4 separate regions of the Homo sapiens genome follow, and all the other regions are linked to region 1. A link is a loop called in an ENCODE intact Hi-C map of the cell type or tissue named here. Cell type or tissue: CD4-positive, alpha-beta T cell. All regions are shown on one strand. Links, peaks and the distances in the headings refer to the core of each region. The heading gives the core; the rest is flanking DNA. Region 1 overlaps TEC (tec protein tyrosine kinase). Region 2 overlaps TXK (TXK tyrosine kinase). Region 3 overlaps LOC101927157 (a long non-coding RNA gene). Region 4 overlaps NIPAL1 (NIPA like domain containing 1).

Region 1 (8,338 bases), core at 1,630-6,629:
GAAAGATCTTTATTCAATCTAATGATTTACTTAGTTAATATCTCCAAGCAAGTTTCCATGTTTTAATTTTTCGATCTCCATAAGAATCCCATGAGATAGCTACTCACAGTGGATTCTCTTACCATCATTCTTGTACAGATGAGAAAATTAGCTTCAGGGAAGTCAAAAGGCTCGCCTACTGTGATAAATAGGGAAATTGGGGTTGGCCTTGACTTTCTAACTAGAGCCCAAGTTCTTTTCCACCTCACACACTATAAAAAGAAACTATAAGAGAAATCCTTTGGATTTTTAAAAAATCTCTCAAATCACTGGGAAAACATGGAGGTTCATGTTAACTTCTCAAAATGCTAGAAAAAGAAATCCGTTACCAGTTCTAAATTATGATGGAGACAATTTTTCCCTTCTCACCTGTTCTCACTCTCTCCTCCATTCTTCTTTTCCTTCTGTTTTTCTTCTCTACCTGTTCTTTACAGATGCTTTCAGCTATCAGTAGCACTCTGTCCCCTGAAAATAATCAGCTGAAAATGTCTGTTTTCAGCATATCGGTAGCACTGTCTGTCCCCTGAAAATAATTCTTTTACCAAGAAGAGTGTAATTTTCATTTGGGACTTTCTCCCATATTTTAGTTTTAGCTTTCTAGTGATAAAGCATGGACACATTTCTTTTAGAAAGCAGAAAAACTTTAAAAAAATTTTTTTTTCCTTTGAGACAGGTCTCACTTTGTCTTCCAGGCTGGAGTGCAGTGGCGCAATCTTGGCTCACTGCAGCCTCAACCTCCCGGGTTCAAGCGATCCTCCTGCCTCAGCCCCCAAGTAGCTGAGACTATAGGCACGTGCCACCATGCCTGGCTAATTTTTGTAGAGATGGGGTTTCACCGTGTTGCTCAGACTGGTCTCGAACTCTTGAGCTTAAGCAATCTGCCTGCCTCAGCCTCCCAAGTGCTAGGATTACAGGTGTGAGCCACTGCACCTGGCCTTAGCAAAACATTTTTTAAAGTTAACAGTCACCTTAGACAGACATTGTTCTGATAAGTATTTTACAAATAAACTTGTTTAATCATAATTCTGGGAAGTAGATTTTCTTATTATTCCCTTTTTACAGATGAGGAAACTGAGGTGCAAATAGGATAAAATAACTTCCAATGGGCAAGTAAATTGTAGAGCCAGGATTTGAACCCAGGAAGTTTGGCTCTAAAGTCCCTACTTAACTACTATGCTATGCTCTCTAGAATTAAAACATATTAGAGAATTGAAGATTTGGAGATGGAACACTTTATTTCCTAGGTGTGTTTTGGGATACTTACCTTATCTTATATTCAGTTTCTGTGTCTGTAAATTGTGGGTTATAATGTTGTTTGGCTTCCAGGACTGTTTTAAAGGTCACATTATTTGACTGGGGCAATGGGCTTTGTAAAATAGACATGCTGTAGATAACATCAGTTATTGTTATCATTGTGTCAGGGATGATGAAGAACATCTCGTCAGTTAAAACTTGTGAACTAAGAACTAAGAACAAAATAGATGTCCTTATAAAACTGATAAAAACTGAGTATCTACGTGGGTGTGGCAGATTACACCTGTCCACACAGATGATGTTTTGGCAAAAACGATTCTTACATTTCTGTGCCTGTGATATTGGTATTACTATGGTAGGTTTGTGTCACCCCTTATGGGAAACTTTGGATGCTCTTGTCTCCTTGGTAAAGAATCCTGTTGACCATCCAGTGCAGGCATTGTGGAGTTGTGAAGTGTTTTCATAGGAAGATGCAGGCAGTCCAGGGAATGGATATTAACTCTCACTTTATAAGACTCTTAAAATGCACTCAGCAAGAAGGAACCTCATATGAGTGGAATTGCCACATAGAGAAAATAGAATTATGAACAGTCAGGAAGAAAAACATATCTTGGTCTATGGGTTATGGTATTAAAAATATTATCGGCCAGGTGTGGTGGCTCACGCCTGTAATGCCAGCACTTTTGGAGGCCGAGGCGGGCGGATCACGAAGTCAAGAGATCGAGACCATCCTGGCAAACATGGTGAAACCCTGTCTCTACTAAAAATACAAAAAAAATTAGCCAGGCGTGGTGGCAGACGCCTGTAGTCCCAGCTACTCGGGAGGCTGAGGCAGAAGAATCACTTGAACCCAGGAGGTGGAGGTTGCAGTGAGCCAAGGTCGCACCACTGGACTCCAGCCTGGTGACAGAGCGAGACTCAGTTTCAAAAATAAAAAATTAAAAAATTAAAAAAAAATTCTTGTCTTCCTTTTGAGAAATACCACGTCTTTCTATCAAACTATTTTCTTAAACCTTGTAACCTTGAAGAACATGCAAGAAAATATAAATTAAATAATCCACAATTGTATTTGACCAATTTTGTACATCATGTTATAATATACTGGGAACATAAATGAAAAAGCAAACTGTATTTACACATAGCTGTTCTTTTTGAGACGGAGTCTTGCTCTGTCACCCAGGCTGGAGTGCAGTGGCGCGATCTCTGCTCACTGCAACCTCCACCTCATGGGTTCAAGCAATTCTCCTGCCTCCAGTCCTAGGTAGCTGGTACTACAGTTGTGTGCCACCACACTTGGCTAATTTTTTTTGTATTTTTAGTAGAGAAGGGGTTTTGTCATGTTGGCCAGGCTGGTCCCGAACTCCTGACCTCAAGTTATCCACCCGCCTTAGCCTCCCAAAATGTTGGGATTGCAGGCGTGAGCCACTGCACCCAGCCTGTTCTTTGACTGGGATGAGATGACCAATCACTGAGCAGAAATATTGGATAAGAGATTGGTCGCCCATCATTTTGATGGTTGTGTGTTATTAAGCTCACCTAGTGAGAACCGGATTAAGGACTTCAAGAGATGTTCTCATTGTCAGTAAGAAAATTGGATAGTTTAATAAGAACAGGTCTGGGAAGGAGAAAAGTGAGTTGACCCTTCTATTAGCCCTTGTTTAAGAATGACAGTTGGCCGGTGAGGTTGCTCGTGACTATAATCCTAACAATGGGGGAGGCCGAGGCAGATGGATGAGGTCAGGAGTTCAAGACCAGCCTGGCCAACAAATACAATAATTAGCTGGCTGTGGTGGTGGGTGCCTGTAATCCCAGCTACTCTGGAGGCTGGGGCAGAAGAATCACTTGAAACTGGAAGGTGGAGGTTGCAGTGAGCCAAGATTGTGCCACTGCACTTCCAGCCTGGGCGACAGAGGCAGACTCTGTCTCAAAAAAAAAAAAAAGAAAGAAAAGAAAAAAAAAAGACAATTGGTAAAGATTATGTAATAATGCCTTATTGCAAATACAACTTTCTGACCTGCCTATTCATTTTTTTCAAATACACAATGGAAATACTTCCATAGGGGTAAAAACAACTTATTAAAGGGTGTTTCCACTCTCTGCAAATGTTGACTAGGTTACACTAAATTTAATATAAATAGAACTTACATTTTCCTACTTAAATGATAGAATTTTTAAACTAATATACCATCATAATGTTGTTTTCCAGGCTGCCAGAAATTGTCTAGTAAGTGAGGCGGGAGTTGTAAAAGTATCTGATTTTGGAATGGCCAGGTATGTCCAAGTATACGTGGTTTTAGGTGATGTTTGCATTTTTTTGGTGGAATTAATAAGTGTGGGAATAATTTGCACTGATGAAGCAGAAAGGAAATCTTGTTAACTGGTTCTCAGATTAAATTAAGTATATATTGTGATGGTAGTAATTCTCTCCACTAGGTGGTAGTATAGCCTGTTAAATACACTGTATTTCCTGGTGTGGATTAGATTTCTAGAATCTTTTGTTTTCACAAAAACATATTTGGTGGTGAGGTTCTTAGTATGTCCATGTCTGCAGTGTTTTTCTTCTCTTAATTTTTATAATTTAATAGTATTATAAAATACCTTTTAAAGGTATTTAGTTTATTTTTTCTCTCTTCTCCCTCCGTCTATCCATTCATTCATCCATACATCCACCCATAAAAAATCAGGTGCCTGCTCTGTGCCAGGCATAATGATAAGCTGAACCATATAGAGAATAAGACCTACAAGTCCTTGCCCGCATGCAGCTTACATTGAGGAAGAGGGTGAATCAGAAGACCTGATAAAGTTACATGATCGAGCATGGTCGATACTGGTAAACTGTGGCTGTCAGTCTGACCCAAACCTCATTTGGGTTTCACATTTTTAAATGGATGAAAAAAATGAAAAGAATATTATGACATGTAAAAAAAAATCTGAAATTCCAATGTTGCTGTCCATAAAAATAGCGTGATTGAGACACAGCCTCGCTCATTCATTTAGGTGTTACCTGTGACTGCTTTCCTGCTACAGATGCAGAGTCAAGTAGTTGTCACGGGGACTGTATGGCCTGCCAGATCTGAAATATGTGTTATCTGGCCCTTTACATAAAAGTTGACTGATCCCTGTAATAGAGATAATTTGGGGTGGTGCTGAATGATGATGCAGGGCAAGAGTGAGGGTGGCTACTTGATCTGATGTTCAGGATGACCTCTTTGTGATAGGCAGATTTGACTGGAGACGAAAAGGTAGGAAGTAGCCAGTGTAGGTGAAAATAAAAGGATAAACTATTTCAGGTAGGAAGAAAAAGTGAAAAAGCTTGAAGTCTGGGACACGTCTGGCCTGCTCAAGGAACGGAAAAAGCGCCAGGGTAGCTGGCCAACGGGCAGCGCCAGGAATGCTCATAAATGCAGGCAAAGACCAGGCCATGTAGGGCCAAGTTTAACTCCTAAGGAAACTCAGGCCCAGGGAGATTAGAAAACTGTTACTGTCAGAAATGGGACCAGAACTTCCAACTCTTAGGATATTAATTACCCAATGCTCTTTATTTGCTTTTATATACAGATACTATATATTTGACAGGCTGTCTGCCGCTTTCATCTGTTCAATCTTCATATGTTAGGCTTTCAGAAAATCTGCACTTTTGTATCAACCACTCAAAAACCTCTTTATACCCTAAATTCAGACTCCACTGGCTGACAGTTTGATCCAGCCCACAGTGGCATTGTCTGCCAGCCAGCAGCTGGCTTTGTGCCGAGTCACCATCTTTGTCTACATAGCAAAGGATGTTTGTGCAATTCTTCGAAAATTTTCTCATGGAACCTTTTAGAAATTAATGGTATATTCACACACAATACAGAGATACATTCCTTTTGTAAATATGTGCTGCCCACCTTACAGAAAGGGCTGAAGTCTTTTCATCTACCAACCCTAATCAAGGATTCTCCCCTAAAGTTAGCTACTGTTACCAGTTTTTGTATGTTCTTCCAGAAGGACATTGTATGTTCACATAGAAAAATTATATAGTATTGTTTTGAGTGTATGTATGTATGTGGGGATGTTATGTATAAATACATACTCCACCATTTACATGTGGCATTTTGTGTTGTGTTTTTGTTTTTGTTTTTTTGCATTTGCTATTTTCATATGCTGTAGTTTTAAATTGTGCTCTGTGGAATTGGAGGCCTGAAAGCCTGTGTGTTTCTAGATGCTTTATACCACTTCCTCTGGAGCAGCTCTGCTTTAGATTTTTTACATATGGGGCCTTTGGGTAAAATTTTATTTAAAGAACAAAATTGCTTACAAAGAAAAGCTTGCAAACTATTTTATGATACCTTGTCTCTACTGCCTTATAAAAAGAAAGAAAAACAGAAAAATGAAAGTGCAGATGGTAACGTGGTGATGGATCCATCTCATGCACTTAAATTAAGCTGAGAGGAAGTTGGAAATCACCAGGTGTGGCCACTGAGGTGAACATTTAGCTTCAACCGGATGCTTGTTGGACTTCAGTCAACTGTGTTTTTGATTGCAAGGGGAAAAAAATGAAAGAGCAAGTAGAAAAAACAGATTGTTCTTCAGAGGTGTAAACCCATGGTGTGTCTTACTCTAGGTATGTTCTGGATGATCAGTACACAAGTTCTTCTGGTGCTAAGTTTCCTGTGAAGTGGTGTCCACCTGAAGTGTTTAATTACAGCCGCTTCAGCAGCAAATCAGATGTCTGGTCATTTGGTAAGATCCATGTTTCCTCATGTCCGTCCGCCCTGAGGAGAAAGTGGATACATCCATTTGGTAATCCTTATCCTTTTCCAGGTGTTTTAATGTGGGAAGTATTCACGGAAGGCAGAATGCCTTTTGAAAAATACACCAATTATGAAGTGGTAACCATGGTTACTCGAGGCCACCGACTCTACCAGCCGAAGTTGGCGTCCAACTATGTGTATGAGGTGATGCTGAGATGTTGGCAGGAGGTATAGATTTTTTGTGTGCTTTCTTTTTGAATCTCTTAGGGATTGGGCTTGGTAGATGGATAACATGCAGTCTTTATAGCCTAGTGAGGTGGTGCATCTTTATAGTGATTTCAAGCTCTAGGTAGGAAGCCAACCCTCTCAACTCAAGTTCTGAATAACGGGAAGAAGAATGTAAAGATGTGGAAAATGCTAATAACTACCTCGATACATTCAGGCTGCTTCCTCACTTCCAAGTGGGACTCCTTCCATGGTTGCCTGAGATAGGGACTTGGGGAATAAGCCTGGATAAGTAGCTCTTTTTTCATTGGTTCACTTGTAGAGTTGAAGTATTATTTTTTTACCAGAGTTGGTTTCTTTCTCTAAACCTCAACTTTCCGAGGTCTTTGAAAGTATTGAAATGTTACCTCCTAAAAGAGATTAGATACCAAATGACTTCTGAAAGACAGTAACATTAGCTCACATGTATTATGTACCAGGCACTATACTTAGTGTTTTGGATTTAGTTCTCAAAACAACACTTTGAGGTGGAGATACTTTGACTGTAGCCACTCTGTAGATGAGAAGATTAAGGGTCATGAGGTTGCTGCTTGCCTGGGGTCACTTAGCTACAGAACAGTATAGGCCTGTCTGATTCCAAAGCCCAGAGTCTCAACCACTTGCTGTACTGCCTCCCAAGAGCATTGATTGGGATGGGCAGAGACATTCTGGGCAGGAAGTGGTGCTAAAGGGAGAGAGAACAGCTTGAGCAAAGGTAAGGAGGTGGTTATAAACACAGTGTGCACAACAGTGGAGACAGTGGCCCTATTTAACAGACAGCCCATGTGAGGGATTTTGTGGGGAACAAGATTGGGTAACAAGAGGGTCGGGAAGTGGCAGATTATAGAGGCTCCTACAAATTTGCAGGACTTGATTTCACAGGCAGTAAAAAGATCTATCAGGGTCTTGAAGAGAGACATGAAAGCAGTGTCTTAGAAACGTTAGCCTAGCAGCAGTACATGCAGGGTAAATTAGGGTAGAGACAAGACCCCTTTGGAGATGCCTGTATGTCCTAGTCCCAAAGCAGTGAAGTCTCTCTGTAATATGCTGTGTTTAGGAGTTGGAGCAGTGAGAGGTTTTGTGGAATGGATTCTGGAACCCACAGCTTCTCTTTGACTTTTAATTGTAGAAACCAGAGGGAAGGCCTTCTTTCGAAGATCTGCTGCGCACAATAGATGAACTAGTTGAATGTGAAGAAACTTTTGGAAGATAAGTGATGTGTGACCAGTGGCTCCCAGATTCCCAAGCACAAGGAAGGATGGGCATTTTGTGGCTTTTAATTTATTGAGCACTTGGACATGTAGATCATTTTACTTATACAGTGGAAACACATAAATAATTTGCTTCTAGACCAGCCTCTGTCTAGACTTGCTTCTAGACAGAATCTCCCAGAGTGTGGAAATGTTGCCTTAGAAATGGTGATTAAAATCACTCATTTCTATTCATTCCTCAGGCACTTGAGTGACAGTTGTTTACCAGGCACTGTGTGTAGCCCCAGGGTTTGGCCATTCAGGGGTGCACACATGGGACCATGTTAGCTGATGCCAGTTGAAGGCCAGGGTATTTGGGAAGGGGAAGGGTATTAGAGTCATGACCAAGCAACCCTTCTTTTTCCCTTTGACTTCTACAGAAATCTGGGCCTGAGACATTGTCTACAATTGGGTTCTAGATACATCAGGAACCCATCTTGGATAAATAAATACCTATCTTTTGTTTTGAAAACATCTCAGTTTTCAAGACTGCTCTTAGTATTACATGAACAATATTTGTATGCTGTATATATTGTAAATATATATAATATATAAAGTTATATATTTATGAGAAACACGAATTGTCTTTTAATTGAAACTTTTAATCCTGTAGTATAGGAGTTCACCTTCTTAGGACTAGAGACTGTGCCTTATAGCTGTTAATTCATTTCCCCCTGAACATCAAATATGCCTGAAGAGAAGAAAGTCTAGATTCTTCTATGAGTAACGCCCCCTCCTCACTCAGGTAAATGTGTCTGGGGATGCCTGTCCAGCTTAACCACGTGCATTTGGCCTATG
Region 2 (8,338 bases), core at 1,446-6,445, 45 kb after region 1:
AGGCATTACAAATCAATGAGGTTTGGGGATCCATTTGTTCTAGAACCCATATATTGATATTCATATAGAAAAAAATTAAAATTAAATTCATGGCTCTTGGAAAAATAACCATAGGTATATTAAACACCTAATGAGAAAAGCAAACATTTTTGTATTCTTCAGGAGCATTTTAGAGTTTTCTTTGTACAACTTTTGCACATTTATTTTTAAGTTTATCTTAAAGTATTTCATCTTTTGTGTTGGTGTCATAAATGAGTGTATCTTGTTTTTACTTATGAAGCTTTTTATTTCTGTGAATTAATTTTGTAACTGATAATTTTGGTGAATTCTCATGTTTTATGTAGTAGGTTTTCAGTTGATTCTCTTGGGCTTCCAGTATACAATCAGCAGCCAACAGTGATGATTTCAGCTCCTCTTTTATAATTTTAATATAGTACTTTTAATTTTTGCCTCTCACTTAGTTGAATTGGCTAGTGTCTCCAGAACAGTATGAAATGCCAGTGATGATAGTTAGTGGGCATTATTTCTTTTTTCCCATTTTTTTTTTGTTTGTATGTTTGTTTTTTGACAGTCTTGCTCTGTTGCCCAAACTGGAGGGCAGTGGCGCAATCTCAGCTCACTGCAGCCTCTGCCTCCCGGGTTCAAGCAATTCTCGTGCCTCAGTCACCCAAGAAGCTGGGATTACAGGCATTTTCAGTAGAGGCAGAGTTTTGCTATGTTGGCCAGGTTGGTCTCGAACTCCTGGCCTCAAGTGATCTGCCTGCCTCGGTCTCCCAAAGTGCTGGGATTACAGGCATGAGCCACTGCGTCCGGCCCTTTTTCAGATTTTATTTGGAATGATTTCCACATATAGCACGATGCTGGATTTGAGACTAAAGTGAGTAAGTGCTATTGTGTTAAGGAAGTACACACGCATTCCTATTTTATTGAGAATTTTTAAAAATTGATACTAGAAGTTGAAATTTGTCAAATGGCTTTTCAACATCTCTAGGGATGTTCGTGTGGTTTTTCTCCTTAGCGCTGCTATATATGTTGGTGCAAAAGTAACTGTGGTTTTAATAGAAAAAAACACAATTACTTTTGCACAAACCTAATAATATGATAAATTATGTTAATAAAATCCCAAATACTGAATTATTCTTACATTCATCATGCAATTCTTCTTGGTCATGGTATATCATTCGTTTGTGCCATGGGATTTATTTCTTAACATTTTATTTAGAATTTTTACATTGATAAGACTGGTCAGTAGTTTTCTCTTTTGTGCACAGTTCTGGCGGTGCTGTTGATTATTGATATTAAGCTCATTTTTTACATACAAACTGAAAAGTTTTTCTTCTTTTCATGTCATGTGCTGTGGCATAGTTTCATCTCTATACCATTTTTTTCTTTAAGGTTCGGTACATTGTAATGTGTGACTATAGTACTGTTTAAATGTGGGAGCTTTTGGCCGGGCGTGGTGGCTCATGCCTGTAATCCCAGCACTTTGGGAGGCCGAGGCGGGCGGATCGCAAGGTGAGGAGATCGAGACCATCCTGGCTAACACGGTGAAACCCCGTCTCTACTAAAAATACAAAAAATTAGCTGGGCGTGGTGACGGGCGCCTGTAGTCCCAGCTACTCGGGAGGCTGAGGCAGGAGAATGGCGTGAACCCAGGAGGCAGAGCTTGCAGTGAGCCGAGATGGCGCCACTGCACTCCAGCCCGGGCAACAGCGCGAGACCCCGTCTCAAAAAAAAAAAAAAAAATGTGGTAGCTTTTGGCTGGGTGCAGTGGCTCACGCCTGTAATCCCAGCACTTTGGTAGGCTGAGGCGGGCAGATCTCAAGGTCAAGAGATCGAGACCATCCTGGCCAACATGATGAAACCCTGCCTCTACTAAAAATACAAAAATTAGCTGGGCATGGTGGCAGGCGCCTGTAGTCAGGAGTTACTCAGGAGTTTGAATTTACTCAGGAGGCTGAGGCAAGAGAATCGCTTGAATCCTGGAGGTGGAGCTTGCAGTGAGCCGAGATGGCGCCACCGCACTCCAGCCTGGCGACAGAGTGGGACTCCGTCTCAAAAAAAAAAAAAAAGTGGTAGCTTTTTAAAAACCCAATCAATTTTTCTACTCAACAGGTCCATTAAGATTCCTAACTCTTCTGCATTCAATTTTGATAAATTTTATGTCTTACTAGTTTATTATCCATTTCATTCGAGTTTCCAAATTTATTGTATAGAATCAAGTAAATTCCTTAATTTTTACTGGATCCTTGATAATTTTCTCCTTGTGACTTATTATTTTTGATTGATTTTCACCATTATTTAGTGATTAGGTTAATTAGCAGTTTATCTATTATTTTTCCCTAAGCAACCAGATTTTGAATTTACTAGTCATATTATATTCTTACTTTAATAATTTATTATTTTATGTTTTGTCTTTATTAATTTATTTCTTCTACTTGATTTGGGCTTATTTTATAGTTTTTAATCCTAATTTCTTGAGTTGAATATGCTTATTTTTATTGCTATTGCTTGTTGATATAAGTAATAAGACTATAAATTTATTTTTCTGAGTACTGCTTGAACTGCATAGCAGAGGTGCTAATATGTGATGTTTCCTTATTACTTTCTAGATATTCTTCGCTTTTATTTGAATTTCTTTGAGCTATATGAAAGAGAATTTAAAAGGCCGGGCATGGTGGCTCACGCCTGTAATCCCAGCATTTTGGGAGGCTGAGGTGGGCATATCACTTGAGGTCAGGATTTCGAGACCAGCATGGCCAACACGGTGAAACCTTGTCTCCACAAAAAATACAAAAATTAGCCAGGCATGGTGGCATGTGCCTGTAATTCCAGCTACTGGGGAGGCTGAGGCAGGAGAAAAGGAGAACGGCTTGAACCTGGGAGGTGGAGGTTGCAGTGAGCCGAGATCATGCCATTGCACTCTAGCCTGGGTGACGAAGCGAGACTCCATCTCAAAAAAATAAAAGAAAGAAAGAGAAAGAAAATTTAAAAATCTTTAGGTGATAGGAGCTTTTTTAGTTTTCAGTTTGCTATTAATTTCTGGTTTTATTGCTTTGTAGTCAGGAAATCTTGCTTGTACCCTTTCTACTTTGTTTCTATAAAGCTATCACTACATATGCAACTTTATATGCATATTATATATACTTGTTTGTGTGTATTATATACATATACACAATACATTCAACTTTACTTTTTCATCTTTGTCTTTTACATCTTGTGTCCTCTGTGGTATGTAACAGTACCCTTGTACATTGTAGGAATATAGTAAAAGCTAGATTTTATTATTTCGAATGGCTGCAAGAGATTCTTTGGTTAAAACAATTTGACCAGGGAATAAGGCTTATATCTGGGTGAATATCTGGAATGAGAAGGAGAAGACTCTACTTAATGTAGTACGTTTACCTTGAGGGTCAGACCATGCTATTTGGGTTCTGCAATTCTCAAGCACAATGTAAATAATACCAGCACTTTATAAGTGTAAGCTTCTATGGGTTTGACAAGATTCTGAGATGTATTTTCCCTCTTCATGAGCATAAGCACACTCAGTAAAGCTAAATCATTTTACAATATCAAACAAACGAATCTAAACAATGCAACATTCAAGATTCTTTGAAAGCAATTTACAGCTTTATTGGCATCTCCCAAAGAATGTTAATAGGAATCTAATTTATAACATAACTTCAGATTTACTATCATGTTCTCCCTTTTACCACTTCTTTTTATCTTCCCATACCCCTACTGCAACTAATATGGTTCCTTTTGCTTTTCTTTTCAGACTCCCCCATATCTGTTCTTTCTTTCTACTTCCCATGAACTCTGGTGTCCTTCCCCACGCCCTGCTTGCCCAGCTGTGTTCCTCCCTGTCACCTTGTTGCTCTTCTTCCAAAGTACAATCCGGTCAGTCTGTCTTAGTGTTCTTCCTATTCTACAGTGATTTTTAATCTATTATTCTGGTCAATATAACAAAAATAAGCAGTAGGGTACAAGGTTTTCAAATAGAGAATTTTTCTTAGAAAAATCAGTAACAGTATTCTAAAGTACATTATAAATGCATGTCCCAATTACAATTTATTTTATAGGTGTGACTTCTAAATCTATAAGGGAGATAAGATTTTGTGTACTTGTAAAGACAATCTAATTCTTCATATTAATAATATAGCAGGTCACTTATTTATGGTAAGTCAATATAGCTTTGATTTTCATCCCTGAGTTGTAGGTTTGTCTTTCTAAGAAGGAATAGACTTATTCAATAAATGATTTTTTTTGCAGTCTAAAGAAGGTGCATTTATTGTCAGAGATTCAAGACATTTAGGATCCTACACAATTTCCGTATTTATGGGAGCTAGAAGGTAAGCACTTGTGATTTTGGTTACTATAGAAATAATCCCTGGCACAGTCTCCATCACATAGAGAATGTTAGTGAGAGCTTAGCTTAGGGAAAAGATTGTTGACCTGGAAGTTAGAAAAACCAACCAGTCCGTGATATATCCCTAGCATGCTCTGTGTGACATTGCATAAGTTTCTTAACCTCTCCCGTCTTCCTTTTCTCAACCATAAAGTAAAGAGGGGGAGATTAGTTGTAGTAGACGCTGTTGGGCGCTTTCCTCATATCCCTTGGTCTGTTCTGGGATTCACTTGCAGAAAAGTCTCTTGCACTCAGAAAGCTTCCTGTGTCTGTCTGCCTGAGGATGTTCTCTGGCTGTGGGAACTTGTGCGCCCCGTGGCTAAGCTGAAAGTGCCTGAGAGGTAACATCCCAGGAGCAATGCTAGGTTAAAGAGAATGGGAGTTGGTGGATAAATATCTCAGCTTCTTTGCACTTCAGTGGGACAATTGTGAGGTGTGTTCCCCAGTCTCTCCTAGGTTCCTACAAGTATTGAGCCCCAATTGCCCATAGTAGTAACCTACTAACTAATGCACCTGGCATTGGTTTTTCCTCCCTTCTTGTCTCCCATCTCCAATTGCTTACAGTGCATGTGTTCATTCATTTAACCAATACTTGATATTCAATATGTACTTACATGTATTCATTATGAGATCTACTTTTCTGAACACTGGTCTTGTCACTCAGACAACTTTGGCTGAAGTTATGTTTGAATCTAAGGCCCCAATAATGTAGTTGAGGAATTTTCTTGGCATGGGGGGGCACTTGTTGAATTTAGCCAATCTACTTCTCAGTGTAGTGTTGCTAGGATGAGTTTTAGAACTGGAGTCCTGTTGTTTAATGAGTTGGCTTAGATCCAAATTGATCTTTCACATTTCTAGTAATTCACATTTTCTTGATTGTAGAAGTACGGAGGCTGCCATAAAACATTATCAGATAAAAAAGAATGACTCAGGACAGTGGTATGTGGCTGAAAGACACGCCTTTCAATCAATCCCTGAGTTAATCTGGTATCACCAGCACAATGCAGCCGGTAAGAGGGGAACTTCCAGCTGGGTGAGTCAGGGAGCCATGCCCTTGATGGGCAATGCATCTTTGGTATCAGGCACTCAACAGGAGCAAATCTCCCTATAGAAATAGTTTAAAAGCTTGAAGTACAACTTATCTTTTGAGCAATTATCTTTCTTATTGATGCCTCTTCATTTTTCTGGTTGGTTGGGGGCAAGAGGTAGGTCAATTTCTTATATTTCTACCAGGTTAGAAAAATGATAGATGACAGAGAAGCAAATAGTCATCAATCATTATGCATTTGTTCTGGAAATTTACATAGGGCTAAATGTAATAAGATTTCAAATACCCTAAATAATGATGCTTCTTTCCCTTTGCCCCCATAAATCTGCTCTCTACTTTTGACGATTGTAATAGAAAATCACCCTTATATCTCTCACTCTCTGTTCTTTCTTGTTTGGAGAATATAAAAAGTCACAGAGAACACAGCCTTTCACAGTTACAATTTAGCCTAACTATACCAGAGGCATATTTAACCCATCTCCCCAGACATTGTTTGCAATAATTGCTCTTTGTGCAAACCTATCATCTGTGGAAAGATGTAGGATCCCAGAAAGTTCCACCACAATTAAAATCACCTCTCTGGCCTTCAGCCCTTGCCCAACCTGTGCTGAACCACTCTGAGCCCATGGGGAATCTTCTTATCTCAGCATTGCAGAATTCAGAATCCACGGTAACTTTTCATGTCATTTTGACTGCTTGTCATGCATGCACTTCTTTTTTAGATTTCTCTCATGAAAAGTGTTGACAAATATTCCTTTTGGAAAGAGCTCACTTTTCCATTACACTGGTTCTAAGTATCAGGAATATATCAAAGGACATTTTTATCCACTTGTGGGATGCATCCACATGGCTATTCACTGGAATTTTGGTTAAGGAGTGAGGGTAAAATATCTGGGTGGGGCAATAAAGGTCTTAGTTGTAGCTAGAGATAGAGTCAAGATGTCAGTTCTGAGTTTTCTCCTTTATATTCCTCTTTCTCCTTCCTCCAAAGAAAAAAGAAAGAGTGGTTTTGGTGATAAGGTTAAATGAGGTTAGATGAGGGCTTTAACCTGAACTAGGTGTTAGAGTCACGGTGAGCATCCATTCCTGTTCCCTGTTCAAACTTTTACCATTCTCAAGACTCCTTTACCAAAATTAACCACTGCCTTATTAGCAAATCCCCTGTCTGTGTACCTCACTAGGAAAAGTGAAGTCACCAGGCATGAGCGACCTCCGTCTCCTCTTCTGTCCCCATGCCCTCTCATCCTCATTCCCTCCAGTAGTAGTGAGGGCATGCCTGTGCTCTTGCCCTTACCTGCCATCCACTGTTCCTTTCTCTCCTGTATCTCTTCCATTCTTCTGACTGTCTCCCTTTAGCTTTTAACCCTATAAACATGCTTAAGACTTTCTTATCCTAAAAACAAAAACAACTCTCCTCCTGCTGCCCTAACTCTTTCTCCCTTTACACATTGCTCTTGTAAGTCACACTTTTGGAAAAATGTGTCCACATCCATTGTCTCCACTCTCTCACTTTCCATTTACTTTTTAAACATCTATGATCTGTCTTCTGCTTTCAACACTCCATATTTGACCAGTGGCCCCTATATTGACAGTACAGTGGTGCTTTCTAGTTCTCATGTGTTCAGGTCCTCTCTGCTACATTTGGCAGTGTCACTTGTTGCTCCTTCGATGTTTGACACCACCCCTTTTTGGCCTTCTCTAACTCAATAGTTCCTAATGGATCTTCCCAATGTGCCCTACTTCTATTCTTCCCTTAAATATTGGTTTTCCTCCAGAATCCGTCCCTGATCACTACTCTTCTCACCTTAGGCATCTCCCTTTGCATAATCTTCTGTCTGGTAGACAAAGGCACTTGCAATCCCGCAGGCCCTGAACTTCACTGATGAAGTAGGATGCTTCATCTTACACCATTACTCTCCCTCCAAATGTCCTCTTTCTTTTCTCTCTCTCAGATAATACTAGCATCATCCAGCCCCTTGTAGGGGTTGGAAGCATAGGAATTAAATAGATGCTTCTTAATAGCTCACTTCTGATTAATTATCAAATGCAATTGATTTCATATCCTAAATGTGTCTCCTATAGATCCCTGCCTCTCCCTACCTTCTAGTGCTGCCCTGATCATTGCTCACTTGGACAACTGCAGTAGCCTCTTAACTGGTCTTATTGCCTCCAATGTTGATTTCCCCTTAATCCATTCTGCTAGTACCAGAGTGATCTATCAGAAATGTAAATCTGGCTGGGTGCAGTGGCTCATGCCTGTAATTACAACACTTTGGGAGGCCAAGGTGGGTGGATCACCTGAGGTCAGGAGTTTAAGACCAGCCTGGCCAACATGGTGAAACCCCATCTCTACTAAAAATACAAAATTATCCAGTCATGGTGGCGCATGCCTGTAATCTCACCTACTCGAGAGGCTGAGGCAGGAGAATCGCTTGAACCTGAGAGGCGGAGGTTGCAGTGATCCAAGATCACACCATTGCACTCCAGCCTGGGCAACAAGAGTGAAACTCCATCTCAAAAAAAAAAAAGAAAAGAAAAAGAAATGTAAATCTGACTGTGCCCTCCTACTTGGGACTTTTCAATAGCTTCCTCTCACCTGCAGGAAAATGTAATGCTTCCTAGCGTGGCTTATGAGTCCCATCATACCCAGAATACTGCTTACCTCTGCAGTGCAATTTGTCTGGCTCTACCTCCTGAGTTTTGCTCAAGTACCCACCATCATGCTTCACATTTCTAAGTTTCATCTCATGCGTTACCTCTGCTTAGAAAGTCCTTCATAGTTTCTCCCCATGGGTTAACTCCATGTGTTAGTTTCATCTCAGTCATTTCCTCCCAAAGAATTCTTCGAGTCCAACAATGTGTCAAGTGCTCTTTTTCTACAT
Region 3 (8,338 bases), core at 1,928-6,927, 210 kb after region 1:
TATCAGGGGGTCTCTAGGATAGGAATATAATTTTCCCCACTCATTTTAAAATTTAATAAATCACTTCCAGCTCCTCACTTTACAAAAAAACAAAACAAAACAAAACAAAAAAACCCTGATAATTAATTGATCTACATTACCAGTATTTCCATTGTTCCATTCACATGTAATTTCACAATGCCTAAAGAGGACAAATACCGGTGGATGGGCTTTACTCAGTATGGATAAACTCCACTGGATAAATTCAGTGTGAATAAATTCCACTGGAGTACACTTAGGGTAGAATAATTCAAATTATACTTTAAAAATGATTGGCTCTAAGAAATCAAATGCAATTGAGACCTACATAAGGAGTTTTGTAGCCAGTAAGAAATTGCAAAAATATGCCAAAGAGGTTTGGTTTCATTAGAAATAACTTTTAAGAAATATTTTCTTGCATTTGTAGAAAATGACGAGGCTTCTGAGCATAGATAGTTGAACGAATTTCTGCTTCGTGAACCCTGAATATATTTTATCAGAAGGTCTAGAGAATAGTTGCCATATGTGAATAAATAGTGATGGGGAGGGGACATGGGACTCTAGTCCAGAAACACAAAGGCTAAGAGAAATATGGACCCCAGACCTGAAGTTTCCAGTTTCCAAAAGAGTCTCATGCTCAAAACACAGCCCTGAACAAAGAGCCACTGCACCTGAAGGATCCATACCATATGGACATGTGGGCTCTGCACTCTGATGACAATAACTAGAAGCATTCTCCAGTGCAGTGGCGATCACATTAGATCTTAGTGACTTTCCACTACAGTATCCAGGATGGGGGCCGGGCTGAAGAATGTCTGAGATAAGTATGTCACGATGGACAAACACTACAAGTTCCTATGGAAAGTTTACAACTTTCACTTGTGCACAAGTTTCTAGATCCTCTTTTCTACTATCTTCCACTCCACCTCCCACGTGTTATCACTTTTTCCTTCTCTATGGGATAGTCCCCATAGTGCACAATGCCTCAAATATTAATACCTGATGCTTGACCCCATTTCTGTTTCCTGTTAACACCCTTTTTCTTTGTTCTCCTTTCTTGTAAAACTATTTTGTAGCATTTGTTCTTGTAGAATTTTTTTCTTATTGTTCTTTCTTGAATCTGACAGAATTAAGACTTGCTACTACCACTCCACTGAAACCTCTCATCAAGGTCACCAGTGACCCCTATATGGCTAAATCTAATGGTCAGTTCTCAGTCCAAGACTTATTAGACCACTTGGTAACACTTGACAGAAATGATCACTCCCTCTTTCTTGAAACACTTTCTTCACTTGGCTTTTGGTCAGTTCTCTGCCTGAACTTCCATCTCCCTTGCTTTCTCCTAATCGTCAGGTCTTTAAATATCAAAGTATTGTGTAGCCATGATATTCACTCCATAAGTGAGCTCATATATCTTATGACACTTTATAATGTCTATGTGTTGAAGACTGCCAAATTTGTATCTCCACCCTCTCCTCTGAACTCCAGACTTGCATATTCAACTACATACTTGATATATCCTTTGGTGAGAACTTGATGTGCCCTAAACAGAACTCATGATATTGTCCTCAAATCCGTTCCTTCCCTAATATTCTCCATCTTAGTAAATGGCACCTACCACTTCTTCAGGTGAAAAACTTTGGGTCATCTTTTCTTGCCTCTTAGTCTCATACCTAATATCTAATCTGTCAGTAAATGTTGTCAACTCAATCTTCAAAATATAACCTGAATCTGACCATAACTCACCTTTTCTACTCCTAGTCCAAACCACCACCTTTCACCTAAACAAGTACAGTAGCCTCTTAACAGGTCTCTTTAATTTCACTCTTGCTTCCCTTCCAGCAATGGTCCATTTCCCTGTAGTAACCACTGTGATCATTTAAAAACATTATTAGATCATGTAACTCCCTTGCCTCAGCTTGCTAAAAATTAAATAAAAAATTCCCACCATAGTCCTACCTATTAAAGGACTTTTGATTACCTCTCCAGTTTAATTGCCTACAACTCTTCTGCCTGCTCATTCTCTTTCAGTGAGATCAGCCTGCCTGCTGTTCCTGAAATACACCAAATATATTACTTTTTCTTGGTCCTTATACTTTCCATTTCCTCATCTGGGGAAATTCTTCCCCCAGTGTCCAGTGGCTTATGCTGTCCCTTTATTCAGGTCTCTGTTCAAATGTCACCCTATTACAGTGGTTTCTGGAACTACCTGATTTAAATTCAAACCGTCTTCACCTTATCTGCCTGCACAGATCATAATTTGACATTATATGTTTATTATCTGTCTTCTCTACTAAAACGAAAGTTCCATGAGTACAGGTCCTTTATTTTATGTATTGCTCATTTCCAGTGCCTGGAAAGTGCCTGGGATATAATAGGGGATCAATAAACGTTTCTTGATTTAATTAATAAACAGGTAAATTTTCCAACCCATCCTGGAAAGATAAAACTCAAGAGCTCAAATTAAGTTGATTGAAAGACTAGAATTACTGAAGCATTACTATTTGCACATCTGAATTTGTAAACCGGGGGTCAGACCTACTACAATTTTAATTCTAGTTGGCCATTCTACCACAAGGCCCTCCCCATCTCAAAGCATCCTATCTCTATATTAGTTTTCCTGAAAAATATTGCTTTTATGATGTTACCTCCCTTTTCTTAAACCTCATAATGGTTATCTACCATCAACATTGAGACCAAACTTTTCTACTTCTGTTTTCAAGGTCTTTGCTAACCCTATTTATCACCTTGGCTGTGGGATTCAACAGAATTTTCTCCATTCTGATCCCAAGCACGGGCTATGCTTATTTTCATATTTAAACTTTGACTCATGACATCCCTACCACTCAGAATGCCTCCTTCCATTCAAATCTCACCTTTCCCTTAATCATTTTCTTAGTTCTCAGCAACTTCATGACCTCTTTATCCTTACCTTTGTACTTTACATACAGTGAACCCTTCCCATCTCTGAGTATGTCTGTCCAGTGCCTGACAATACTGAATATCTGTTAGACTCCATTACTTATTGATTGACAAATTATTTAGCTGAGTATTTGAAAAAATGTATATTAAATATGGTGAGTGCTTAGTTTATTTTCTCTGTTATGAAGGTTATTCTAAAAAAGTAAAATGATAGTCCAGTTTTGTTCAAATTACTTTATTTTAATGAAATTCATATTATACAGTACTTTTTTAATCATTAGAGTATTACTAAGTAGTGCAAAAAAGGATTCAGTCCCCTAAAGTTAGGGCTGGCTAGGAAAGTCAATGTGATAATTTAATTTTTCTAATTTTCCTCTGCCCTACCCATGGCAGAACAGCTTTCTTATTTTGCCTGGTAAATTTGCACTTCATGATATTTTTTCTTTTTCCTTTTTCTTTTCATTCCTGAAGTTTGGTTGGGTCATATTAGTATTTCAAGTAAAATTGATATAAAACGTATACAGTGCCTGTGTCAGTCAGGGTCCAATTAACAACAAAAGCACACATTGGGTTAAATTTAATACAAAGATTTATTAAACTTCGATAAAAGAACAACTACAAGGAAACTATGGTATTCTAGACCTGGGGGGGCAGGTACATAAGGAAGGACAATAAGAGTTCAGATCTTATTGGAGAAGGTGTAGTTCAGCACACTGGATAGCAAAGACGCTTGCTGGTCTGTTCTAGTCAGAGCTGGTCTGCAGTCCTGGGCAAGTAGGAAGTAACTCTTTGGAATGCATGTAGAACACAGTAATCAGTGATCAGGGTGCACTTGCACATAGAGATTAGGGGCTGGGATACAGGTGAGCTGTGCCTGGATCTGCAATGGGTGGGAGTGGAGGCAGGTGCTGGGACTTGCGGGAGGAAATGTCAGTAGCAAAATGAGTGGTGGTTTAGGGCACCTGGGGTGAGCCGGAGGGCTTTGGGGCCCGTTTCCCCGTACGAAAACTGCTCAGGAATGTTATCGCCAGTCCAGACCGAGGCTGCAAGATCGCAGACATTCTGTGTAGCAGTCAGAAACACTGGGAGACCACGGTCCTTCTCACAGTGCCTCTTCGGCGCCCTCTACTGCAAAAACAGAACATCGTGCTCTGTGGAGATGCTGAAAGGAGTGTCAACTGTTACACGGCATATACGTAAACATGAATTGGAGCAGAGAGGCAATACATTGGTAACTGGCACAATGTTTACCTAAGTATAGATGTACTTATCAAGTATAAGTGTATTTGAGAAGTTGCGTATGAATACTTTGGCAAAAACAATCCATATTAAGAGAACATGTCAGTAATGAATAAATACAATGACAGTCGTCCCTTGGTATACTCTGGGGAATGGTTCCAGGATCCCCATGTATACCCAAATCCAAGCATACTCAACTCCTCCAGTTGGCCCTGTGGAACCCGCATCTTTTTGCATAGCATTTTATTAATGTATCACAATTTACTTTTCTATTCTCCTGTTGATGACATTACAGTTGCTTCTGGGTTTTGGCTATCTTGAATATACCTGCTATAAACATGAGTTTCTGTGAAGCTATGCACTCATTTCGTGTGTGTGCATAAAAAGAAGTGGAATTGCTTGGTCATAGTGCTTTAGTAGTGGGCCATGTTTAGCTTTAGTAGATGCTGCTAAACATTTTTTGAGTGTTTGAACCAATATCCATTCCTACCAGAAAGTATGAGAGTTCTAGTTTCTCCATATTCTTGCAAACAGTTGGTATTGTCAGTCTTTTTGTTTTTAGCTATTCTTGTGGATACTTTTTTAAAAAATTAAATTAAATATAAATGTACAATTGTAGTTCTCAATATTTAACCCGTCTGTTCTGATAAATACAAAAACCTGTTTCTCTCAAATGCTATCTGAAATTTCAAAGTAAAAATAACAGCAATGATATTTAAAAAATTTTTTATTTCCAAAGCTTTCGGGGTACAAGTGGTTTTTTTGTTACATGGATGAATTATATAGTGGTGAATTCTGAGATTTTAGCCCACCCATGGCCAGAGTAGTGTACATTGTTACCTAATGTGTAGTTTTTTTTTATCCTCAGCCCCCTCCTATCCTCCCCCATCTGATTCTCTAAAGTCGATTGTATCACTCTGTATGTTTTTGCCTACTTGTAACTTAGCTTCCACTTATAAGTGTGAACATACAGTTTTTGGTTTTCCGTTCCTGTGTTACTTAGACTAATGGCCTCTATCTCCATCCAAGTTTCGGCAAAAGGTATTATTTCATTCCTTTAATGGCTGAGTAGTATTCCATGGTGTATATACACCACATTTTCTTTGTCCACTCGTTAGTTGATGGGCACTTACGTTGGTTCCACATCTTTGCAATTGTGTATTGTGCTGCTGTCAACATACGTGTACAAGGGTCTTTTTCATATGATGACGTCTTTTCCTTTGGGTAGATATCTAGTAGTGGGATTGCTTGATCAAATGGTAGATCTACTTTTAGCTCTTTAAGGAATCTCCTCCATACTGTTTCCCATAAAGGTTGTACTAATTTAAATTCCTACCAGCAGTGTGTAAGCATTCCCTTTCCCCACATCCACATAAACATCTATTGTTTTTTGATGTTTTAATAATGGCCATTCTTGCAGGAGTAGGGTGGTATCTCATTGCAGTTTTAATTTGCTTTTCCATCATGAGTGATGTTGAGCACTTTCTCATGTTTTTTGGCCATTGTAGATCATCTTTTGAGAAATGTCTATTCATGTCCTTTGCCCATTTTGTCCACTTGTTTTGTTTTTTTTTTCAGAGGGAGCCTCACTTTGTTGCCCAGGCTGCAGTGCAGTGGCGCAATCTCGGCTCACTGCAACCTCTGCCTCCTGGTTTCAAGTGATGCTTAAGCCTCAGTCTCTCAGTTGTAGCTGAGACTACAGGTGTGCACCACTATGCCTGGCTAATTTTTGTATTTTTAGTGGAGATGGGGGGTCTTACTATGTTGTCCAGGCTGGTCTCGAACTCCTGAGCTCAAGCGATTCGCCCACCTCAGCCTCCCAAAGTGCTGGGATTACAGATGTGAGCCACCAGGCCCGGTCTTTGCCAGCTTTTTAATGGGATTATTTGTTTTCTTTTTCTTGCTGATTTGTTTGAGTTCCTTGTAGATTCTGGAAACTAGTCCTTTGTTGGATGCATCTTGCAAATATTTTCTCCCCTTCTGTGGGTTGTCTGTTTACTTTGCTGATTATTTCTTTTGCTGTGCAGTAACTTTTAAATTAGGTTCCATTTACTTATCTTTGTTTTTGTTGCATTTGCTTTTGGGGTCTTAGTCATGAATTATTTCCCTAGGGCAATGTCTAGAAGAGTTTTTCCAACATCGTCTTCTAGAATTTTTAGTTTCAGGTCTTATATTTTAGTCCTCGGTCCATCTCGAGTTGATTTTTGGATAGGATGAGAGATAGGGATCCAGTTTCATTCTTCTACATGTGGCTTTCCAGTTTTCTCAGCATCATTTATTAAATAGGGTGTCCATTCCCCAATTTATGTTTTTGTATGCTTTGTTGTAGATCAGTTGGCTGTATGTATTTGGCTTTATATCTGAATTCTCTATTCTGTTCCATTGGTCTATGCATCTACTTTTTTTTTTCCCAGTACCATGTTGTTTTGATATCTATAGCCTTGTAGCATACTTTGAAGTCCAGTAATAGGATGTCTCCAGATTTGTTCTTTTTGCTTAGGATTGCTTTGGCTGTTCAGGCTCTTTTTGGTTCCACATGAATTTTAGGATTGTTTTTTCTACTTCTGAGAAAAAGTGATGCTGGTAGTTTGATGGGAATTGCATTGAATCTGTAGATTGCTTTGGGCAGTATGTTCCTTTTCACAATGTTGATTATTCCAATCTATGAACATGGAATGTGTTTCCATTTGTTTATGTTGTCTATGATGGCTTTCAGCAATGTTTCGTAGCTCTCCTTGTAGAAGCAATGGTAATTTTTGAAAATGTGTTCTCAACTTACATATGCTTCCACTTTATGATCTATACTAGCTCTCCACTGCAAAAATTTACAATGATAATACAACAAATGTTTGTTTTCTCACTCAGCGAGCACAAAAGATTATTTCTGATTCCAAAGTGATTATTGTGTTTATCACTTTTAATTGTATAATATGGCAGGGGAAAAATCCTGATTATATGAGCCCTTTCCCTGTTTAGGTACTTTAAAAATAACTGGAATTTCTAGGTAAACATTAAATGCATATACACAGTCATCATTTGCCTGGTGGTTAAGAGTATAGGCCAGGAGTCACACTACCCATTTGCAATCCTAGCTCTGCTAGTATGTTGAATAAGAAATTGTTTTGATGGGGGAGTTGCTGAATAGGAACAGCTCTGGTCTACAGCTCCCAGCGAGATCAACACAGAAGACAGGTGATTTCTGCATTTCTGCAGAAACGTGACTTCTGCATTTCTGCAGATACGTGACTTCTGCATTTCTGCAGAAACGTGACTTCTGCATTTCTGCAGAAACGTGACTTCTGCATTTCTGCAGAAACGTGACTTCTGCATTTCTGCAGAAACGTGACTTCTGCATTTCTGCAGAAACGTGACTTCTGCATTTCTGCAGATATGTGACTTCTGCATTTCTGCAGAAACGTGACTTCTGCATTTCTGCAGATATGTGACTTCTGCATTTCTGCAGATATGTGACTTCTGCATTTCTGCAGATATGTGACTTCTGCATTTCTGCAGATATGTGACTTCTGCATTTCTGCAGATATGTGATTTCTGCAGGTGATTTCTGCATTTCCAAGTGAGGTACCTGGTTCATCTCGTTGGGACTGGTTGGAAAGTGGGTACAGCTGAAGCAGGGCGGGGCATCATCTCACCTGGGAAGCACAAGGGGTCGGGGGATTTCCCTTTCCTAGCCAAGGGAAGCCGTGAGTGACTGTACCTGGAGGAATGGTACACTGCTGCCCAAATATTGTGCTTTTCCCACAGTCTTCGCAACCGGCAGACCAGGAGATTCCCTCCTGTGCCTGGCTCAAAGGGTCCCATGCCCACGGAGCCTCACTCGCTACTAGTGCAGCAGTCTGAGATCAACCTGGGATGCTGGAGCTTGGTGGGGGAAGGGGCATCCACCATTGCTGAGGCTTGAGTAGGCAGTTCTATGCTCACAGTGTAAACAAAGTGGCAGGGAAGCTCGAACTGGGTGGAGCCCACCGCAGCACAGCAAGGCCTACTGCCTACCGAGATTCCACCTCTGGGGGCAGGGCATATCTGAACAAAAGGCAGCAGATAGCTCCTGCAGACTTAAACGTGACTGCCTGATAGCTCTGAAGAGAGCAGTCGCTCTCCCAGCATGGCGTTCGAGATCCGATAATGGACAGAGTGCCTC
Region 4 (5,000 bases), core at 1-5,000, 110 kb after region 1:
TCTAGTAAAACATAATTGTTTTCATTGACATTCAGAGAGACGGCTTCTTTCTTAGCAGTGGATGTAAGCTCACTCCAAGTAATGTCAGTATTTTTAAAAGCATGTAGAAGGAAGATGCCAATGATAATAGTGAAGAATCCACTCAGGGTCCCAATGATATCTCCAGCTGTCATGCCATACCACTCTTGGAATAAGATGGCAGAGCAAGTCACTACCATGGATGTGAAGAATACATAATAAATGGGTGTCACAAGAGAGGTATTAAAGGTGTCCAGTGCCTTGTTGAGATAGTTAATCTGTGTAGTTACTGAAAGCACAAGTACAGCCAGCAAAACAAAGACCAGCGGATGTTTGTAAACTGGCTTCCATTCTATCAGCTCCTTAATGGCAATTCCCAGGCCTTTCACAGAAGAAACTGAAAACGCTCCAATCAAGGAACAGATTGAAATATAAACCAATATATTGGTCTGTCCTTTCTTGGGAGCCACAATCAAAATCAGCACCAAGGAGATCACAGTTATGATCACAGCAAAGGAAATAAACCCTGTTAGAAGGAGAAAAGAATTTGACTTTAGAAAATGCTCACAGGATTATACCTTTCTGAAATCTTGTTAGTCATGAGTTTAAGAGCATAGGTATTTTAGAAATAGAAGTGAGATCAAATTAAAAACAACATTCTATTGCATAGTTCTCAATATTTTACAAAGGATTTTCACAAACATATCATTTAAATCTCACCAATACCACTATGAGCTAGGGCGAATATTATCAGATTAACTTTTTATTTTCAGAGGAAGAGAGTGGCAAAGATTTGATTTTGAATATATGTCTTTTGCCTCTACCATCCCCACCTCTCCCTTTCATTGTGTAACAGGGGAAGCATGAACACAAAAATAAGTTCTGCCATCTTTTCAGGAGAAATAATAATCAAACCTCACTGTGTCTCACAACCCACAATGCGGCCCACAATGTAGAAAGCTTATTACAATATTATTACAGATACTATTTGGTGAGGAGAGAAAGTGGAGCAGAATTTGAGTGGTTCTTTAGGTTGAATCACAGACCTGGGTCTCTCAATTTCATTTCCATTTCATGCAAAGATGTGACTTCCTCTTCTTGTGGGGCATGGATAACCATCACAGTTGACCCCAATATACTTAATATGCAGCCTATTTTCCCATGAATGTTCAAGTGCTCGTTTAAAAAGTAGGAAGATAATATTGCACTGTTGGGAGAGAAAAAATTAAAAATCACTATAGCTCAATTACCTTTTGATCCCATGGCAGCTCAGAAGTCACACTGTGGTACATGCCACCATGTATCCCAATGAGCTGACTGGAATATGCTATATGACACTGAAACCCTAGATTGGTTTGAAACTCAGAACTGATGGGCAATCAAATATGCTTCACTGTTTTTATATCTAAAGAGCTATAATATTCTATATCCCATAATCTTCCAGTGATCTTACAAGAGGTTCTACTCAAGTCATTTTCAATTTACCCATCTTTTCCTGTAAAGCCAAACAAAATAGAAAATCTTTTATATCTTACTGGCATGATACATTTAGAATATGTATGCCCATGGATGTTTCCAAGAAAGATACATTCCTAAAGAAAAATTACTCTGCTCAGGGCTAATAATCAGCTAGTTCACACCACTACAATCAAACGGACCAGGGGTATCCAATCTTTTGGCTTCCCTAGGCCACACTGGAAGAATTGTCTTGGGCAACACATAATATACAGTAACAGTAATGGTAGCTAATGAGCTAAAGAAAAAAAAATCACAAAAAAAACTCATAATATTTTAAGACAGTTTACAAATTTATGTTGGGCCACATTCCAAGCCGTCCTGGGCCACATGCAGCCCATGGGCCATGGGTTGGAGAAGCTTGATACAGACTTTCAAAATATCAAAATACTTCCTTACCACCTGTTACTGCTCTGATACTTAGACCTATCCAGTACTGCTAATGCTTCAGTTGCTGTGGTTTCTGCAAGCCAGCCTCCTTCCTCTAATGCTCTGGCATCCCCATGAAGGCAATTAAGTACCCATCTGTCCTCAAGATTATGATAAATTACCAGGTACTTTCCTAGAGTTGCCCTCATGTGGCCACCTTTAGGACTGCAGCCTTAGTGAAGATACTACTATTACTACTACTACTACTAGCTATTCATTGCATAGACAAGTGTTTGAAGTGCTTTATGTGTATTAACTCACTTAATTTTCATAACAATCCTATACAGAAGCTAAAAAGAATTTAGTAGGCTCAATCATAGGTTTTATACTAGAGGTTGGTAATGAATAGAAAACAAAAAGACAAGAAAAGAACAGACAAAAATGTATATGCTTATCAAACACATTCATTTGGGATCATAATAAACTCAGAAAAATTAGATCCACATTCCATGAAATAGGAAAATTATTCCTGTTTCCACTATCAAAACTACAGGGTCTCCAAACAGAAGTATCCAGCAAACAATGCAAGAATTGTAGTGAGAGTTAAAATTTAACCAAAACACCATGCTTGTAAAAGTCCTCTGATAACTATGGTCATTAACCACTATGATGAGGAAAATAATTGACAGGACTCTGGCAATTTGTTCTGATGAGAGATTTAAAAAATCTTCTATGCTTCATTGCAGTGTTACAAATGTAAAACACATTTATGTTAGTAGGAAATCAAACTCACTGTGTCTTAGGTTTTTAAAATAATAATGTGACAGTCTATTTCCTATTTCTACTGTTATTTTATAGTCTTCTCAAGTTATTTTTGTGATTTCAGGCAAGAAAAAGTATTGTTCTCACTTTATGAATGAGTAAACTGAGCCTGAGTGACTTGACCAAAGCTTCCCAGGAGCCTCAGAAATAATTTGGGTTCATCTAGACTTTTAGAGCCCAGGTTGGTCTAGATTTGTGTGTTTGCTTTTAGATATCCATAGCCATATGTTTATTATGGTTTAAGTTTATCTTGGTCTTAAAATACCTACAGAAGCCAAGTTCCCTGTTGCTCACATACCTTATGAGAACACTCAAAGCACCCAGAGGGGTGACCAAGGTGGCAGGTGCAAAAGCATAAGCAGCAAAATTTGCAGCCTCTCCTGCTCCCACTAGAAAGCAAGCAGAGATATTGATATAAAAAATGGGCTTACTTGTCAGAAGAGAAAAACAAATGACTCATGCAAAGCAGTGGACTTTTAACCCAAATACATGGGAAGATCTAGCTAAAAAGAATGATGTAACATGTTTTATAGCAGGTAGGAGATAATTAATATTAAGAGATGCAGACAAACTGTAATACCAGGTGATAAACTCAAAAGATGCAAAAAATGGTGACAGATGAGTACTCATTTTAAATGGCTTTCAATAGAAATTTTTAGCTACTTCAATATTGAAGACATATTTGGTGACTCTAATGAAATCTAGTAGAGGTAGCTTTGTAGTAAGCAGAGAATTATTTCACTTGCTCAAGAATACCTACAGCTTTGTAGGTTACCCACAGAAACCAAAACCAGCTTGGAAAATTAGAATGGTTAAATCTGGTGTGTAGGTAGGGAATAGCCAGAAATACCTGCCATAGGCCCATGAAGTTAGATATCCCTCTATTGTAAGTGATCTATAAGCAAGTAACAGTATCTCAGTAGCTTAACGAGATCCAGGCAGCTGTTTTAAAGTCATGATATGCTCCTGAATGTAATCTTTTTCTTATCTGAGGAACTCTAGACTTGCATGATATAGTGTGCTATAAATAACTTCTAGAGTGAGAGAAATCCCTTCAAGAGCTGGGCTCTGGTACTGGGGCCAAGTTATTCTCACAGAACACAGTGGGAAACTTGCCCACAGAATGTAGTATTTCATGCTGGCAACTACACCAGGCAAATGCTTATTGTAGAGAGAGAAAGGAACACCAGCATGATTTTTTTCTTTTTCCCTTTGTCTGGCTGCTACGCTACATCCCCCCAAATCTATAGGAGTATTCACCATTAGGAAAACATCATTAAACAAATCTAAATTTACAGAACAGAATAATTAAGACATTGCTATCATCGAAAGAATCACGGCAAGGCCGGGCATGGTGACTCATGACTGTAATCCCAGCACTTTGGGAGGCAGAGGGGAGAAGATCACTTGAGGTCAGGCGTTCGAGATCAGCCTGGCCAACATGGTGAAACCCTATCTCTACTAAAAATACAAAAACTAACCGGGTGTGGTGGCAAGCGTTTTTAATCCCAGCTACTCTGGAGGCTGAGGCAGGAGAATCGTTTGAATCTGGGAGGCGGAGGTTGCAGTGAACCGAGATCACGCCACTGCACTCCAGCCTGGACGACAAGAGCGAGACTCTGTCTAAAAAAAACCGTGGCAGTTTTCTTGGAATATTAAGGTTTCCTTGGATACTTTATATTATTTATATTTTTATCTTTATAGATAGCTTTCCAGGAAAACAACGACTTCATGATTAAAGTACTGTATATATATCACTTACTTAATCTCTAATGTATGCTTTTCTCTCTTCAATACTGACATAAACTTTTTTACACGGTGAAAACAAAATTGCAAATGTAGTCACATAATACTCTCCTCATATTTTCATTATAAAGTATGGGTAGAGGGTGGGGAGATGCAAGTAAGACAGAAAAAGAGAAAGATCCAAATACCTATCTGGAATCTTCCCAGACAGCCCTTGTCAATTTTTATTCAAATAAAGAAAATGGATGTAAAAGCACCCTAAAAACTGAAGGGGTGGCCGGGCGTGGTGGCTCACGCCTGTAATCACAGCACTTCTGAAGGCCGAGGTGGGTGACCTGAGGTCAGGAGTTCGAGACCAGCCTGGCCAACATGGTGAGAACTTGTCTCTACTAAAAATACAAAAATTAGCTGGGTGTGGTGGTGTGTGCCTGTAATCCCAGGTACTCGGGAGGCTGAGGCAGGAGAATCGCTTGAAACTGGGATGCAGAGGCTGCAGTGGGCCGAGATCCTGCCAGTGCACTCCAGCCTGG

What was found. Peaks named below come from ENCODE experiments on the same cell type or tissue, not always from the same donor. Only the 100,000 strongest peaks of a DNase experiment are listed, where the experiment ranks them.
Region 2: it touches region 1 in a loop (2.0-fold over the local background); 9 of 110 quality-filtered maps call a loop at or near these places.
Region 3: it touches region 1 in a loop (3.0-fold over the local background); 12 of 110 quality-filtered maps call a loop at or near these places.
Region 4: a loop joins it to region 1, with 8 times the contacts of the local background. A loop is called at or near these places in 12 of 110 quality-filtered maps.

The regions. Positions count from the first base shown.
Region 1 is chr4:48,136,581-48,144,918 of GRCh38, reverse strand. TEC (tec protein tyrosine kinase) reads left to right here. Exons shown (of 18, transcript NM_003215.3): 15 at 3,500-3,564; 16 at 5,897-6,015; 17 at 6,097-6,254; 18 at 7,420-8,338. The coding sequence ends at 7,503. Among named protein-coding and RNA genes, the nearest start is that of TXK, 6.5 kb to the right of the region's middle. In CD4-positive, alpha-beta T cell, for the core only: CTCF peaks have their summits at 3,619 and 3,818; DNase peaks (open chromatin) are centred at 3,728, 5,018, 5,768 and 6,208; H3K27ac peaks cover 2,391 bases.
Region 2 is chr4:48,091,157-48,099,494 of GRCh38, reverse strand. It overlaps TXK (TXK tyrosine kinase), which reads left to right. Exons shown (of 15, transcript NM_003328.3): 7 at 4,273-4,352; 8 at 5,291-5,418. Among named protein-coding and RNA genes, the nearest start is that of TXK, 39 kb to the left of the region's middle. RefSeq lists an enhancer at 4,520-5,719. In CD4-positive, alpha-beta T cell, for the core only: no CTCF peak of the experiment used is centred there; no DNase peak of the experiment used is centred there.
Region 3 is chr4:47,922,505-47,930,842 of GRCh38, reverse strand. All of the region lies in intron 1 of LOC101927157 (a long non-coding RNA gene), which reads right to left. Among named protein-coding and RNA genes, the nearest start is that of NFXL1, 12 kb to the right of the region's middle. RefSeq lists an enhancer at 7,612-8,111. In CD4-positive, alpha-beta T cell, for the core only: CTCF peaks have their summits at 3,861 and 4,066 (motif pointing left); a DNase peak (open chromatin) is centred at 4,052.
Region 4 is chr4:48,031,106-48,036,105 of GRCh38, reverse strand. NIPAL1 (NIPA like domain containing 1) reads right to left here. Exons shown (of 6, transcript NM_207330.3): 4 at 3,023-3,113; 5 at 1,065-1,225; 6 at 1-544. Among named protein-coding and RNA genes, the nearest start is that of NIPAL1, 17 kb to the right of the region's middle. In CD4-positive, alpha-beta T cell, for the core only: CTCF peaks have their summits at 1,910 and 2,109 (motif pointing left); a DNase peak (open chromatin) is centred at 2,095.